Linked DNA regions of Homo sapiens: region 2 is linked to region 1. The links are chromatin loops, found by intact Hi-C in ENCODE. Cell type or tissue: OCI-LY7. All regions are shown on one strand. Links, peaks and the distances in the headings refer to the core of each region. The heading gives the core; the rest is flanking DNA. Region 1 overlaps CCNE1 (cyclin E1). Region 2 has its middle 45 kb from the start of C19orf12.

The links. Hi-C counts contacts between places; a loop is a spot of excess contacts. Peaks named below come from ENCODE experiments on the same cell type or tissue, not always from the same donor. Only the 100,000 strongest peaks of a DNase experiment are listed, where the experiment ranks them.
Region 2: it touches region 1 in a loop (6-fold over the local background); 7 of 110 quality-filtered maps call a loop at or near these places.

Annotation. Positions count from the first base shown.
Region 1 is chr19:29,814,002-29,816,908 of GRCh38, forward strand. The region is part of intron 4 of CCNE1 (cyclin E1); the gene reads left to right. Among named protein-coding and RNA genes, the nearest start is that of CCNE1, 3.5 kb to the left of the region's middle. RefSeq lists a silencer at 1,237-1,396. In OCI-LY7, for the core only: a CTCF peak has its summit at 1,481; a DNase peak (open chromatin) is centred at 1,410; H3K27ac peaks cover 1,209 bases.
Region 2 is chr19:29,758,941-29,761,847 of GRCh38, forward strand. No RefSeq gene overlaps it. Among named protein-coding and RNA genes, the nearest start is that of C19orf12, 45 kb to the left of the region's middle. In OCI-LY7, for the core only: CTCF peaks have their summits at 1,300 (motif pointing right) and 1,500; a DNase peak (open chromatin) is centred at 1,321.

The sequences.
Region 1 (2,907 bases), core at 99-2,598:
AAGCGTGAAGGGTTTCAACGCAGTGCGCCGTGTTCTAAATAGCAGTTGTCACTGCATGTAAGGTCCCCCGAAATAAGCATTTCTGAGGAGGGTCCACTGACTATTGAAGAAAGGGTTGCTGATTTCCTTTTTCATTCAAAGAAATCATTTCAGAGACGGAAATGAGACGGCATATCCCCAGTTTTTTTTTTCTTCCCTTAAAGTACATTCAAATCAAGCAAGTTGATTTTTTAGGTATTATAAAATGAATTCTGACTTTGTGAAATTCAGGACTGTTTATTTTCCCAGCTGTGTTTTGAATAGAAAAGAAACTTCCAGCTGAAGATGAAGCAGGGCCGTCCCTGTTGCATTCTTGGAGTTTTAGAAGCATGTCTGTTCTCAAGGATAGCCTGAGCAGTGACGAGGGTGCCTCCTGGGACGGATTGTGGCTCTGTCCCCTGGCCACAGTGTGGATAGCTGTGCTGCCGGAATAGCCATACCATTTCCCACTAGAAGGCATTTTCGTGGTTATCCAGAGATTAATGGCGACAGATTTCTATACGTTTTGTAGAGTAGATAGCTTAAACATTAGCTGTCTATGTATGGAGCAGTATCTTTGTTATTTCTTTGTGGAGCTTCATGAAACTAGAACTTGGGGGTACAACAGAACCTTTTTCCCTGCTCACATACAGAATTTTTCTCTGGAGTTATCATAATTCCCCCCAGTACGACAGTCTTGAGCTACTTGGAGCCATTGTGCCAAACTCTTGTGTAACTGCTTCATCGAGACCACATGGAAGCTTTTTAATTTTCATCTTAGGCTGTTCTTAATGAAAAGAATACCCTTTTATCTAAGATCTACTTAACACGTCCATTTTGTTGTTTAATTTTTTTGCACAAGACTCAATCTTTCTATTGAAGTGGAATCCTGGACTGTTACTTTTCAGAAAATAATCCTATGTAAGGAAAAAAGTGGTATGAGGAGTTGGAGTGGTTAGGAATCCCGTGGGTCTCTTATTGTTATCTCATTCTTTCCTAAATAAAGTCAGACAGATCTTGCTTTGAAACTTGGTGTACACTCAAGGACATAGACTTAATTATTCTACCTCATCCACTGGTCCCTAAAAAGGCCAACTTTGGAAACCATTTGTCTGCTGATGGTTCACCTAGTTTGGGAACTGCTGCTGGACTCATCTATGTCCAAAGGCCTGCTCTCAGATGTGCCAGCCATCTGGCTGTAGAGGGTGGCACCCAGCATTATGCCTTCAAGACTAGAATTCATTCTTCCTGAATGAAGAACAACTTACAGCGGTTGTAATGTGACCCTTTTTGAGTTAAGGAAATGCCACCCGCACATGGTACTAGAACTGAAAGGAAGCAGCCTTGCTCGCACAGCTGTTGGCAGGAGCTGTCATGGATAATTTGCATGCCCAATTCTTTGTACATTGGGTGGGGAAGAGCTTTATCTGGCTTTGCTCTTCTAACTGAAAGTGCTTGGGCTTCCTCTGAAGGCGGCCAATGTGTTGTGGTCGCCACCATGTGCTGTGTCTTCGAGGTAGCACTTACAGCCCGAGTTTCCACTTTCATTTATAGTGACCCCAGTTGTCTATTTTGTTCTTTAGTCAATGTTAATGGTCTCTGCTTTTTTTTTTTTTTTTTTGGGGGGGGGACAGAGTCTTGCTCCGTCACCCAGGCTGGAGAGCAATGGCGCGAGCTCGGCTCCCTGCAACCTCCGCCTCCCAGGTTCAAGTGATTCTCCTGCTTCAGCCTCCCGAGTAGTTGGGATTACAGGCGCCCGCTACCACACCCGGCTAATTTTTGTATTTTTAGTAGAGACGGGGTTTCACCAGGTTGGCCAGGCTGGTGGTCTCTGCTTTAAAAAAAAAAAAAAATGCCAGGTGCGGTGGCTCAGGCTTGTAATCCCAGCACTTTTGGAAGACAAGGCAGGAGGATGGCTTGAGTCCAGGAGTTCGAGACCAGCCTGGACAACATGGCAAAACCCCATCTCTACAAAAAAATACAAAAATTAGCTGGGTGTGCTCGTGCATGCCTGTAGTCCTAGCTGCTCAGGAGGCTGAGGCAGGAGGATCGCTTGACCCCAGGAGGCAGAGGTTGTAGTGAGCTGAGATTACACCACTGCACTCCAGCCTGGGGAACAGAGGGAGACCCTCTCTCAAAAAAAAAAAAAAAAAAGCCAAGTCTCAGACTTTCATATGGCTTCCATGCTAGTAGGATTGTTACCTGCCTAATATCTTTAGCAAAGTTACTATTTTATAACTTTAAAAATCAAACAGACTTCTTAGAGTAGGAATAGCTTTAAAAATGAAAATATTCTAAATGGACTTTAGTGTTTTTCAGATATTGAAAATTGAATACATATCTGAAACCTTTAAAAGAAAAGCATAGTGCTTTGGTTTCTAATAGTTCCTTATTTTATCAGGTATTTGAATTACCCTGCAAGACTCAGGAGATTCAGAGGTCTTAAGGAGTGTCTAGGCTAGCTTCCTGTAGACTTCATAGTATGACCTGTGACCATCACTTGATTTGGTTTTAACTAGGTGGATGTTCATTCTGTTTGTTTCGAGTTAAGGAAAAGAAAAAGTCCTTTATTATTTAACATATTTGGCTAGTCCTGCAACAAAAAGAAAATGTCACATTTGATGAGTTTTTGTTTTAAACTGAGGGGACTTTAATACATATGGCAGCCAAATTTACATTTTTGATCTTTTTTTTATTATACTTTTAAGTTTTAGGGTACATGTGCACAACGTGCAGGTTAGTTACATATGTATACATGTGCCATGTTGGTGTGCTGCACCCATTAACTCATCATTTAACCTTAGGTATATCTCCTAATGCTATCCCTCCCCCCTCCCCCCCATTTTTGATCTTTTATACTAATGAATGTGAAGTGCTTATGTAAATATT
Region 2 (2,907 bases), core at 242-2,741, 55 kb before region 1:
GCTTGGGCGACAGAGTGAGACTCTTTCAAAAAAAAAAAAAATGTGGCCTCTGCTTATCGCTTTGCCTCAGGTGGGGACCTAGGAAACACTCGTGCACAATCTGTGCTCAGACAGAGACCCAGGAGGGAGGCATGGAGGCTGCAAGGAGCCCATGAGTCCTGCAGGAAGGGGCCTGGCTGGGATGGTTGTTAGATTCCACCCAGGCATTCCCCACTCATGCAGATATCTGCAGAACCCCAGCTGTGTGCAGGCAACTGGCTGAGTGCCGGGGATGCTCACCCTCTAAGACAAGAGGACAAGAAACCACCAATGATGAAAGAGACAGTGGTGTGCTACGAGATCCCCAGGCTGGGGCTCAGGGCTCTGGGGCAAATACTCCATGGAGTTCCCGGCTGCCTTCTTCCTGGGTCCTTACCTTGGGTCATGTGGGTCTTCACACGTCCCCTCCCCCCGACCACCACACTTGTGCCTGCAGTTGAATTCTCCTTTTCAGAGCATCTGGGCACTGCCAGGACCACCCTAGGGAGGGGTGTCCACTGGAATCTGAGTCCAGAGCCACCATGCAGGGACCTCTGAGATCACCAATGCACCCATTTCACAGATTAGAAAACTGAGACATCTCAACTTGTACAAGGCCATGCAGGGAGGGATGGTAGGGTCTGGCTAGTGGGTTAACCAGCTCCCATGGCACTCTGCCACCTGCCAGATGCCCTTCCCACCGGGCTGCTCCCGGGACTTCGGTGGGGAGGGCTTTCACACATGTCAGCATTCTTGAATCCCAGAGGTCTCCTCCTGGTTCTGATGTACTGGACTAAAGAAGAGGCCAGGTGCAGCAGCTCACACTGTAATCTCAGCACTTTGGGAGGTCAAGGTAGGAGGATGGCTTGAGCCCAGGAGTTTGAGACCAGCTTGGTCAACATAGTGAAACCTCACCTCTCCAAAAAATAAAAAAAAAATTAGCCAGGTGTGGTGGTGCGTGCCTGCAGTTCCATCTACTCGGGAGGCTGAGCTTGAGCCCAGGAGGTCAAGGCTGCAGCGAGCTGAGATCAGGCCACTGCACCCACCCCAGCCTGGGCAACAGAGCGTGACCCTGTCTTAAAAAAACAAAAAAAGTTGCCATTGTGGTCCCCCTTTCTCCAGCCTGGCCTGTGCTGTGTGAGGGATGGCCCTAACCCTCAGAGGGAATGGAAACTTCGTTCCTCGGTGGGCAGCGCTGGTAACCATGAGTAAGAGGAGGAAGTGTCCGGGCCTGACAGGGTCCAGGGCCCAGCTCTCCTGCCCAAGGGCAAGACTGGCTGCGTGGCCGCCACTGGCCAGCAGAGGGCGCGGCCTGAGGCGCCCAAGGAGGGCAGCAGGAGGCAGGCGGCGGGGCTGTCCCGCTCCGAGAGCGGCGGGAAGCGCCAGCCAGGCCGGCCCTCCCTTCCCTCCGGACAGCCCGGAACCCCGCCACACACCTATGGCTGATGGGTGCTGTCACTTCTGTTTGCTATGCTTTCTGCCATCACTATTGTTATGTTAAACTCCCCTGACTAGGTCTCCACTTTCTGTCCCATTTTGCACATTTTGCATTTTGTTTTGTTTTGTTTTGTTTATTTGAGACGGAGTCTCGCTCTGTCGCCCAGGCTGGAGTGCAGTGGCGCGATCTGGGCTCCCTGCAACCTCCACCTGCCGGATTCAAGTGATCCTCCTGCCTCAGCCTCCCTAGTAGCTGGGATTACAGGTTACCCCTGCCCAGCTAATTTTTGTATTTTTGGTAGAGACGGGGTTTCCCTATGTTGGCCAAGCTGGTCTCGAACTCCTGGGTCCTTACCTTGGGTCACCTGGGTCTTCACACGCCCCCACCCCCCGACCACCACACTTGTGCCTGCAGTTGAATTCTCCTTTTCAGAGCACCTGGGCACTGCCAGGACCATCCTAGGAAGGGGTGTCCACTGGAATCTGAGTCCAGAGCCACCATGCAGGGACCTCTGAAATCACCAATGCACCCATTTCACAGATTAGGAAACTGAGACATCTTAACTTGTACAGCTAATTTTTGTATTTTTGGTAGAGACGGGGTTTCGCTATGTTGGCCAAGCTGGTCTCGAACTCCTGGCCTCACTTGATCTGGGCCCCGCCCCCCCTCCTCGGCCTCCCAAAGTGCTGGGATTACAGGTGTAAGCCACTTTGTAAAAATAAAAATTAGATCCCTCACACAGAGTCCAGGGAGGGAGAGTTCCGTGGGCTGGGAGCTGAGAGGTGGGGAGATGGGCTCTCTGCACCCACACTTCCCTGCTGTGTGGCCCCAGGCAGGTTACTTCATCTCTCTGTGCCTTGGTTTCACCTCCTCCTGTAAGATGCGGCACTGGGACTGCCTCTCAGGAGAGTCCCGCAGAGCAGTCTGGGGAGGTGCTTGGCATGGCTGCCGGCACCTGCTCACCGTCATCACACGGGGACTTAGTCTTAAGAAAAGGGGACTGGAGGTCGGGCACGGTGGCTCACACCTATAATCCCAGCACTTTGGGAGGCGGAGGCAGGTGGATCACCTGAGGTCAGGAGTTTGAGACCAACCTGGCCAACATGGTGAAACCTGTCTCTCCTAAAAATACAAAAATTAGCTGGGTGTGGTGGTGCATGCCTGTAATCCCAGCTACTCAGGAGGCTGAAGCTGTAGAATCGCTTGAACCCAGGAGGCAGAGGTTGCAATGAGCCGAGATCCAGCTACTGCACTTCAGGCTGGGCAACAGACCGAGACTCTATCTCAAGGAAAAAAAAAAAAAGAAAGAAAGAAAAGAAAGGAAAAAAGAAAAGGGGATTGGAAGCTTACAGCCGGAAGGGGAGGCACAGGCTGGGTGAAGTGGGCCAGGTGTCACCAGGAGACAGGGCAAGGGCTTCAGAGCGGGAGATGGGGCTGCGCTTCAGAACCCT